Regions from separate parts of the Homo sapiens genome. Here region 2 is linked to region 1. A link is a loop called in an ENCODE intact Hi-C map of the cell type or tissue named here. Cell type or tissue: IMR-90. All regions are shown on one strand. Each heading gives the region's core, and the rest is flanking DNA. Links, peaks and the distances in the headings are about the cores only.

What was found. Peaks named below come from ENCODE experiments on the same cell type or tissue, not always from the same donor. Only the 100,000 strongest peaks of a DNase experiment are listed, where the experiment ranks them.
Region 2: it touches region 1 in a loop (5-fold over the local background); 2 of 110 quality-filtered maps call a loop at or near these places.

Annotation. Positions count from the first base shown.
Region 1 is chr3:138,415,469-138,420,851 of GRCh38, forward strand. No RefSeq gene overlaps it. Among named protein-coding and RNA genes, the nearest start is that of ESYT3, 16 kb to the right of the region's middle. In IMR-90, for the core only: a CTCF peak has its summit at 2,244 (motif pointing right); a DNase peak (open chromatin) is centred at 2,273; H3K27me3 peaks cover 354 bases.
Region 2 is chr3:138,492,095-138,497,477 of GRCh38, forward strand. It overlaps CEP70 (centrosomal protein 70), which reads right to left. Exons shown (of 18, transcript NM_024491.4): 18 at 2,250-2,982. The coding sequence ends at 2,921. Among named protein-coding and RNA genes, the nearest start is that of ESYT3, 60 kb to the left of the region's middle. In IMR-90, for the core only: no CTCF peak of the experiment used is centred there; a DNase peak (open chromatin) is centred at 2,257.

The DNA.
Region 1 (5,383 bases), core at 329-5,328:
CAGGCATGAGCCACCATGTCTGACCCAGATGACTTTCTATTCATAAAATAAGGGAATGGAATTGTCTATACCTCATGCCATTATATTGAAGATTAAGTAAACTAATGTATGGAAAGCTTTAGAAACAATAACTGGCACATAGTCGTTTCTCTGTCATGGTTAGCCTATTGTTAATTTAACTTTAATTCATTGGAAATTTATTCTGGAGTGAGGTGTGAAGGGTGTTTTAGCTTTGTGTTAAGCCAGTTGTCCCAACACCACTTTTTCAATAACATACCCTGACCTCATCAAAAAGCCTGTGGCTGGAATGCAATCTTTTTGCTGATTCTGAGCCACATGGGGAATTCCCTTTACAGAGCTATGAGCTGGGGAGGAGGCTATTCCCAAATTCCCTGCTCATCCTCTCACTAATACTCTTCCCTATGCTAAGTTCACCATGGATTTCCTAAGGATAGGGTGTGGAGCCAAACACCCTCAGCCTGACTATTCTCTCCTTTCCCAGCCCAAGTTCAGGCTGTCAAAGTCAAAATAAAAATATAGAGATAAATCTCTAAATTTAACATTTTATTTGGGAAGCAAGAATTGCAATTCAGGGCCAGTGATCTTCAGAACTTCCGAAGAACAAAGAGAAGGTTAGAGGTTTTATAAAAAGGAGAAATGGCTGGATGTGTTGGCTCACACTTGTAATCCCAGCACTTTGGGAGGCCAAGGCCGGCAGATTGCTTGAGCCCAGGAGTTCCAGACCAGCCTGGGCAACATGGTGAAACTCCATCTCTACAAAAAATTTAAAAATTAGCTGGATGTGGTGGTGCACACCTATAGTCCCAGCTACTTGAGAGGCTGAGGTAGGAGGATCACCTGAGCCCCAGGAGGTTGAGGCTACAGTGAGCCATGATCATGCCACTACACTCCAGCCTGGGAGACAGAGTGAGACCCTGTCTCGGGGAAGTTCTGATTGGTGAGTGATGGCAGTGGTTAAAACTAGTCTTAGAATAACAGCAGGCTGTTTCAGTAGCCATTAGACAAAACTGGTTTCAGTTTATGAGAACAGGCAGTTTCGGCAGCCAGGCTTGCAGAGAATTACATTTTTGGAGCAACGTTATATTCCCTGGGTGTGTTTTCCCCCAGACTCTCTACTCTGATTTAATTGGGTATGATAAGAACGATACAATTTGTACGACCAATTTTCACAAGAGTTTTGTATCCTCAGTCCTTCTACAAACCCTCCTCCTTTTTCTTTCACTTTCTCCCCTTGGGCTACTGAGATCCCATTTTCTCTAACCACCCTGGTGCCACAGCCCACGGAATCTGCTGGGTCAAGGTCAACAACGAACCCCCCTGCCACCCCCAGCCCAGGCCAGCATGCCCAGGTAGAAGCCAAGAGGAAAACAGTGCCTCCATCCTGCACTGGGTGGTGGTGACGGGGGTAGGGTGCTCCCCTCCCTTTGGGAAATATCCAGCCAGGCTTTCTCGCCATTGTCTACCAAACTTACTTGTCTTCCCAAGTAAAGGCCAAACCTCCATCTGAAGCTCAAGCAGTGTTAATGCCTCTCCCTTCGTAACACCCACCTCTGCAAGGAAGTTCTTCAGACGTAACACACATTTTTGCGAGGGGCATAGTATCAAAGATTAGGAAAGGAGATAGGTGATGCCTCTTTTTCTTAGGCAAAGAGCTGAAATGCTACTTTCTGAGTGAGGGCTCACTATGTGCTGGGCAGGGCCAGATGGCTGCACAGCCCGGGGGGGTACCTGTTGACATGACATTTGTGTGAGGGGCACCTGCTGGTCCTCACAGCAGCCAAGGTACATGCTGAGAATCCTCACTACATCCTGCTGGGGACAGTAAAATTCTCTCAGAGAAAGAAACCGAGCTTCAAGGCGAGGACTCAGACCCAAATGTGTCTGATCCATTCCATGCCAACCCTAGACAAGGATCAGAGGACATTTCCTCACCATGTGGCCTTGGGCAAGTTATTCCAATTCTATTGGCCTGGGTTCCCTCTTCTGAAAAATGGACATCCTACTTACTTTTGAGATGTTGTGAAGATTAAATGAGTTAACACATTCAAAGAGCTTAGAATAGTAGGTGGGCTCGCTCCTTCACAGTTGCTTTAAAAAAATGTTTAAGCATTATCAGCATTATTACTCTAGTAGCAGCAGCAGTAGATACTATCCCGGTTGAGGTTTCCTTGCCAACCCAACACCTGGGAAGCAGGACCAGTGCCCTTCTCGTCCACCAGATGGCAGCATCACAGAACGGACAGGCCCTTTCTAGCTGCCTCTGTGCGCACGATTTGTAGGGAAGCCCTCCAGCTTCCCCAGAGGCCTGGGAGAGAACCAGCAGCTCCTCCAAAGCAGGATATCAGAAGTCAGGCTCCTTCACCCACTGGCCCCTGTTCTCAGCCCAGCTCTCTAGGATTTCCTGCCCTAGGACTGCCCATATGCAGATAATGTGCACCCTGGGGGCCCAGGGTCTGGATCTCCGCAAGTTCACCATTTGTATTTGCCAAATGCTTCGCACAGCACCAGGCCGAGGAACCTTCTCAGGAACTGTCTGATGAACCCGCTGGGTCTAAACTACCCCAACGAAGGTCCAGCTCTTTCTGGGTGCTTCCTGCTGAAAGCCACCCCAAACCCCTCCCGGCTGACCTCCAGTGCCTTCTAGGGGTTGGCTGCTCCATCTGCTTCCGGCCTTCCACGTAGACACAAGGACTGTGGGGTTCCCAGGAAGGGCTTTCAGAAAGACTCTCTTGGCTCCATTTTCACAGGCTTCATACACACACACACAGTCCTACCATGGCCTCTACCTTGGGAGACCCCAAACCCTGACCTCTGGGCTCTGGCCTGCTCACTTGCAACCAGCATTGGCCATGTCGTGTGAGGGCATGCTGCCTTAGATCACAGATGGAGCTTATTAAAAGGGCGGTTTCCAAAGCCTCACCTAGGGCCAGTGGTCCTCAAAGTGCTGTTCCAGGACAAGGGCAACACATCTCATGGGAACTTAACAGGAAATGCAAATTCTCCCCACACTCCCACTGAATCCAAAACCCTGGGTTGGGGTCGAGCAAGCTGTGCATTAATACACCCTCTAGGTGAAGCTGCTGTGCGGGGAAGTATGAGACCCACTGGCCTGCCCTCTTCCCTTCTTCTGTGGCTGCAGGATTCGTCTCTGCAGATGGTGCCAAATCTCTCCCTCCAGCACTCCGGTGGGTCTAACTCATCATCTCCAAGAGTGGTGTGGTTGGTGGGTGATGTAGTGCACCACCTGACACAGTTGTGGTCCACATTTTTCCAATATGATGGTGCTCAAAGCTATTGTGTCTTAGTTTTTAATCTCGATGAAAATATGTAATGTTTTCATTACAGTTGCTTAGCAAATAGAACCCTGACTTGTGACAGCTGTCTCCACAAAATATCAAGTTACATGAGCTATCTTGTTTCCAACAGCTGTAATATTTTTCTCCTCCAAGGAAGGAGGAGACATTGAGGTGATCCTGTTATAGAGAGGAGAGGAAGAGATGCAGATGTACACACACACACACACACACACACACACACGCATGCATGCACACACATGCAATGTCACTGAGAGCCCTTGCTCTGAGGAAGGACCAGGCCTGGGATGGGAGCAGGTGTGGTACCTGGAGGATTGAGAGGTACAGCCCCATACTTAAGGAAGCTCACAATCTCGAATGGACAGATATGCTTTTGGCAGAAAGTGTGAAGAGTTAATTTCCTTCCCTGCCACTCCCCTCCAAGAAAAGAGCTTCATGGAACTCAGAATTGCTATCCAGATCCTCCATACACAGAGTAAGGGAGAAAAGACAGACTTATTTCCTGTGAAAATGGATCTGGTGCATTATGTAAACAAGTCTCTCTTGATGCTGGAAGCTGCTGGAAAATTAATTTTTTGTAATTACAAGTAAACTTGTATGTTTCTCAGAAACTGTCAACCAAATTGTCATGATTCTATAAATAGAAGTGTAGTGGATTGAACAGTGGCCCCAAGAAGATGTTGACCTAAAAGGAAGAAGATGAGGCAAAATTAATATAAGTAGAGAGTGTATTTGGGCCAAGCTTGAGGATTGCAACATGGAAGCATAGATACAAGTTGCCCTGAATACACACTCCAATTAGCAGCAATTGCAAGTGGAGTTTTAAAGGCAAAGTAGGGGACAGGGAGTGGACTGTACAAAGTTGTTTGTCAGGAATGAAACCACCTTTGCAAAAATTATAACAGTAAGAAAATTATGACAGTGAAAGAGATCTGACCTAACCAACCTCCATTTTTCCCTTTTACCTCCAAACTGCCCTTAATCATTCCTGGACTTGGACTAAACTAACTGTGGAAGGCATTTAGTTTATAGTTTAAATTATAACAGCCTTTGCCCAAAACTAAACCACCTTGGTAAAACTAATGAAAGACCACCAGGTTAGAAGGATGAGGGGAACCTGACTTCTGGTAGGGTGTAGACGTAAACAATTACAAGCCATTATTCTAGAGGTGACGAGATTTGCAACTTCCCCAGTTACTCCTGCAGATAACATCACTCTTGTAGAACCCAAGATTGGCCTTTTGAGATGTCTTTTCAGGTTTTTGCATTTCTGACAAATGATAGCTCCACCTAGACCCTCCAACTGGTCCTGTGCCCCCACCCAGAAGTTGACTGAGCATGCACGAAGACCATTTTCCACACCCTGATGATTGCGTCCCCAACCAATCAGCAGCACCCATTCCCTGGCCTGCCAAACTATCTTTGAAAAATCCTAGCCTCCAAATGTTCAGAGAATTGATTTGAGTAATAACTCCATCTCCCATATTGTGTGGCTGGACTCATGTCAATTAAATTCTTTCTGTATTGCAATTCCATAGTCTCAGTGAATTGGTTTTGTCTGTATAATGGGCAGAAAGAACCCATTAGGTGATGACAGGAATTCTCACGGGCTTACAGAAATAACATTGATTAATGATTGGCTACACATTGTTAAGCTATGGAGTGTGGGTTATAGGTTAATTTATAGCTACTTGTGGCCCTAGCAAGTAGTTTCAAGAGATGCATGTCAATGAAAAGAGCCAAACTCTGTAAAATATTTGAAGAGATTTATTCTGAACCAGATGTCAGTGACCAAGGCCCATGATACAGCCCCAGGAGGTCCTGAGAACATGTGCCCAATGTGGTCAGGCTGCAGCCTGGCTTTATATGTTTTAGGGAGACATAAGACATCAATCAATACATGTAAGGTATGCATTGGTTTGGTCTGGAAAGGTGGGACAACTTGAAGGGAGAAGGCTTATGGGTCACAAGTGGATTCAAAGATTTTCTGATTGGCAATTGGTTGAAAGAGTTATTATCTAAAAACCTGCAATTAATAGAAGGGAGTA
Region 2 (5,383 bases), core at 206-5,205, 77 kb after region 1:
ACTATGGCCACCACCACTGGGACTGCATTGGATCAGACCTGAAGCCAGCATAGCACTTGGTCTTGCCCACGGCCCACCATAACCACTACTTGACCACCACCTACATTCACTCAAGGCCCTAGAGTTCTACAATCAGCAGGTGGCAAAGCCAACTAAGTTTGTGTCTTTCCCTTCAGGGTGTCAGGTTTCCCCAGGCCCTGGGCAAGTACAGAGATGCTGTCTGGGAGCCAGGGATTAGAGTCAAAAACCATACAATTTTGCCTGATGTTCTATTCTACTGTGGCCAAATTGGCACTCAAATCACAATATGAAGTCCTTCCTGCTCTTCCTTCCCCTTTCCTCTGGCAGAGGGGCTTCTCTCTGTGGCCACCACTACCACTGGCACACAGGAGGTTCTGCTAGGCCACCACCGATGTTCACTTAAAGCCCAAAGGCTCCTCAGCCAGCTTGTGGTGAATGCTGCCAGGCCTGGGACTCACCCTGAAGGGCAGTGGGCACCCAGGGCAGGGTCCAGAAATGCTGTCCAAGAGACTAGGCTTGGATTCAGGGACCCCAAAAGCCTCAGGGACCCCAAAAGCTCTATTGTGGCTGAGCTGGTACCTAAGATGAAAAGACAAAGTCCCCTTTACTTTTCCCTCTGCTTTTCTCAAACAAGAGGAGTTTTTCATCATAGCCACCACAGTTGGGAATGTGCTAGGTCACACCTGAAGTCAGCATGTCTCAGAGCCCAAGGCCCACAGCATACTATCTGGGTATTGCTGCTAGTAATTCACAGCCCAAGGACTCTTTAGTCAGTAGGTGATGAATCCTGCCAGAACAAGGTCCTGCCCTTCAAGGCAGTGGCTTCCCTATTGACCCAAGGTGTGCCTAGAAGTGTTCATGAGCTAGGGGCTGGAATGGGGGCCTTGCGACTCTACCCAGTGCCCTAACCTACTGTGGCTAAGCTGGTATCCAAGATGCAAGGCAAAGTCCTCTTTACTCTTTGCTTTCCTTTCCTTAAGCAGAAGCAAGGAGTCACTTTCATTGCTGCCTGCCTGGGGTTGGGGGAGGAGTGGTGCAAGAACTCCCTTAGCTGCACTGGCTGGTGTCTCCCTAAGTCATGTGTCACCCTAGTCCTCCGGCTCTGAGCCCATCCAGCACTAGGAGATGCCTAGGAATTAACTGTAATCTTTGTGTCCTAGACTGCCTTTCAAGTTTACCTAGGACCCCAGAGCACTTTGGCCCACGGTGGCAAGGCTTGCCAAGAAACTCAAGTTCTGATAGCTGGAATGGACAATTCCACTCTGGCTAGGTCTGGTCCAAATGCTCCCTCCATGCATTTGCGCTGGCTTAGCCCAGCATGGCTTTACTCTCCACTATGACAAGGCAGCACTGAGTTCAATGTGAAGTGCCCCAGTTGCTGTGCTCTCCCTCCCCCAAGCACACAGACTCAGACCCCACAGTGCAGCCACTGCCAGGGGGTCAGGGAGGGGTGGCATCAGTGATTCAAAGCTATCTCTCTAACCCTCTTCAATGCCTCTTTCAGCAATATGAAGTTAAAACCAATACTGTGATTGCTCACCTGATTTTTGGTTCTTGTGATGGTGCTTTTCTGTGTGTAGATAGTTGTTAAAAGTTGGTGTTCCTGCAGTGGGAATCAATAGTGTAGGCTTCTATTCTGCCATCTTGCCCTGCCATCAATTTCTTGGAATAATTTAATCAATTCATAGTATTTACATTATTGAATATCCAAATGCTTTTTGTACCCAACCCTCAAGACACAAGGTCTTCCACAAATTGTAAGTTAGTGTTTAGAAATGTAACTGCAGGCTATCATGACAAAGAATTTTAAATCTAGAAGGAGCCTATTATCTTACGTCTGATCCCTAAGGTCATAACACCAAGGATGTGGATGCTTGTTTGCTGACATTTACTCACCATTCCACCATGCTGCTTCCTGGAAATGTGTTATAATATTCTATATGCCCACCAACAAGAATGACAGAGAAATCTTCCTAGACCTGCTGCTTATAAAAGTGGGGAAGAATAGTCCAAAGTGACTTGTACTTATGGGTATGAGGCAGAACGCTGACCCTTAAGAAAACGTGACTGCATATTGAGAATACAGAATAAACAGAAGGCAGCAAGTAAAGTACTCTTACATAAAATGCAGCAAGGATGTACAAGTTGCCCAAGGAAGGTTCAGCCTAGGAAGAGAATATGACTCATTATTTGTCAGTAATATACAAGCATCACTGAGGACACTTATGTTTGGAAATTCTTTACAGAAATTTTATTTGAGATCTCAAGTCCTTATAAAAAGTGCATTACATCAAGATTGCAAAAGACACTTTTTAAATGAGAGACTTCTATCTACTCATCCATTTTACCCTATGATTCATTTCCTACCCTAACAGAAATGATGAAACAGTTTTTCTTTCTTCCTTTTCTTCCTCCTGCTTTGAAAGGGCAACTGTCATGAGGGATATCTTAACAGAATGTGCCAATTAATCCTTGCCAGGAGAGCAGTAGCTTCCTACTGGCTAAATTTAGAGAGCCCTTGGCATTCCTTTTGGTGTGGCTCAAAGATTATTACAAGCTGAATCTAAAAGATTGCAACCTACTACTTGCAATCTGTCTCCCTGGGCTCCTCTTTTACTCACAAACTCCACTCTAAAACAACCTTAAATTTTAAGCACTCAATAATTGCTTTAGAAATGAAGGGATCTAAAGTTAATTACCTTACCCTTGCAACTATTTTCTGTATAAGAATCTCAAAGTTAATAAAAATTATACAGATGAAGAATGACCTAATACTAAGAAGGGGATGAATTCTGAGAGCAAATACATTTTACAACCCTTGTCTCAAAATAAGATCAATCCTACAAAATACAAAATGTTAAGAATACAATTTACACAGTAAAAATGATTTGATTTGTTTTCAGTATGAAAGTACTTTTAATTTCTTTACTGCAGGTACAATGGCATCCAAGTCATCAATTTCTGTAATACAAAAACAGTAATAATAAAAGAGAGTAACTTTTTCTAGTGGTAAACTCACATGAAACAAGAACCTATATGCAAAGGCAAACCCCAAACATAAAGGCAATAATACTGGTGCTTTTGTGCACATGAAGTTTTTCTCCGATAGTGATGATAGATTATCACTGATTCGGATACAGATGCTTCACAGGGGCTCTGTTTATATAAGTTACCACATACCCACAAGTACCCTCTGATTCTAGTATTAACTTCATTAGCAGCATGTCCTTATTAACAGATCCAACTGCCCACATGTGTGATATGTTAGTGTCTCATTAGATCTGTATCACTACACGGGTGCATCTACATGATGAAATCCCAGGTAGAGGCGTCTCCTCCCTAGGTCTCCACGTGAGGACTTAGGAATTTCTTCTCATAGAACAGTCTTGTCCTCTTTAATTTTCTTGGGAAGATTTCTTAGTAGTGGATCACTCTAAGATGAAAGGTATCTGCCAGCTGGGTGCAGTGGCTCATGCCTATAATCCCAGCACTTTGGGAGGCCGAGACGGGAAGATCATCTGAGGTCAGGAGTTTAAGACCAGCCTGGCCAACACGGTGAAAACCCACCTCTACTAAAAATACAAAAATTAGCTGGGTGTGGTAGTGGGCACCTGTAATCCCAGCTACTTGGGAAGTTGAGGCAGGAGAATTGCTTGAACCCCAGAGGCAGAGGTTGCAGTGAGCTGAGATTGCGTCACTGCACTCTGGCCTGGGTGACAGAGAGCAAGACTATGTCTCAAAAAAAACAATTATCTGCCTAATCAAAAAGATAGCCTCATCGAGTGTACAAACCTCAAGTACAATATATTATAGAGCTTAGCCTGGTCCAGCTTACCAGATAAACCAATCCAGGCTCTTTTTTGACAGGCTCTTTCTGAATTTGATTTTTCTTCCTAAGACTATCTTATTCCAACCAGCCTAAGTTAGAATTCACTCTCTGAAGCTCCTGGCCACCAAAGGAGCAAAATCCTTTTTCTCATTATCCAGATCCCAGCCCTACTTAAGGTAAGCCACAATGGCAGGTTCTCTAGATACCCACACTTTTTTCTAGCTTATTCTGTTAAGCCATCATTAATAAACGCGTTCCCTTACATAAAGCATGCTTTCTTGGATTCCAACTCTCTCCATTGTGTAGCTGGATCTTGGTTGCTCTTCACTTAGCCTACACACATAGCCCATGCTCTCCTACTATTCATTTAGTTCTTTTAAGCTCCCGACTTCAGTCAGAATACTTGTCTGAACCCACTAACAAAGCATCAAGATATGGGAACAGAAACAATATAAGCAAACCTACAACAGAGAATTTGTTTACAATTCCCTTACATTGTGGTAAGGTACAAGATCAAGGTATTCCCTGACTCCGCCCCCTGCCCATTCTGAAATTACACCTGTTTTCTCATTAAGTGAGAAACCTGCCTTACAAATGAACCTCACAGCAAAGGACCTTGGCCGATATGGGAATTTCCTCAGTCAATCACACCATTTACATGAGAAAAAGAATGGATTGTTTTTTTACTCACTAAAGGTACTCTCCATGTCTGTTACTCAGTATGCCACCCTGCACCTACATGCTTAGTGACACCTATTAATTAAAAAAACTGTCATGTTTGCCAGATTTAACTTTCCCAATGTTAATGTTTAACACCAGAACTTCAACTTTGACCAAATTACAGAATTCATCTCCAGAGAAACCTGGCTTTCTGAAGCAAATGATCTTTATGAACCATGCTGAGTGTCATAATATCTGAAAGGAAGTTTCTATAGAAGCATTCTGAAATAAGTGTTACCAGCACACCCTATTAAAATATGTTTATTAATGTGCCAAATATTTATGAATGATGAGAACATCACTGCTTAAGTTAATAGCAATCCCAAAGCAAGAATCATATTATTCTATGAAACCAGGCTCTTCAGGATATCAGACAACACACTTATACAGTTTCATACCTCATCTCAAGTTTAACTTTCAAATTACATTTTCACTTGCTGTGATCTTTTTAAACATGAGGACAAGCCTAAAGCAAGCTCACTCATTGTCTCCCTTGCTTCCCCACTGCACATAAGACTGGTCACAAAACTTCCTTTATGTTCAGTAGGCTATATATTCTAATTAGATACTTCTTTCACTTATTCTTCTTATCAAGTTTTCATTGACTCATTCCCTTATTTTCATACCAAGCTTCATCTCCTCTTCTAAAAGCAAAGAGCCATTCTTTAAAAAAAAAAAAAAATCTTTCAAATGAGCTATACAGAAAAAATTCACTGGTGAATACATCACTTTAAAACTTTAAAAATCATTCTTAATAGTAAGATAAATAATTTTATAGCCATATGTAATTATATTTAAACTAGATAAGGTCTC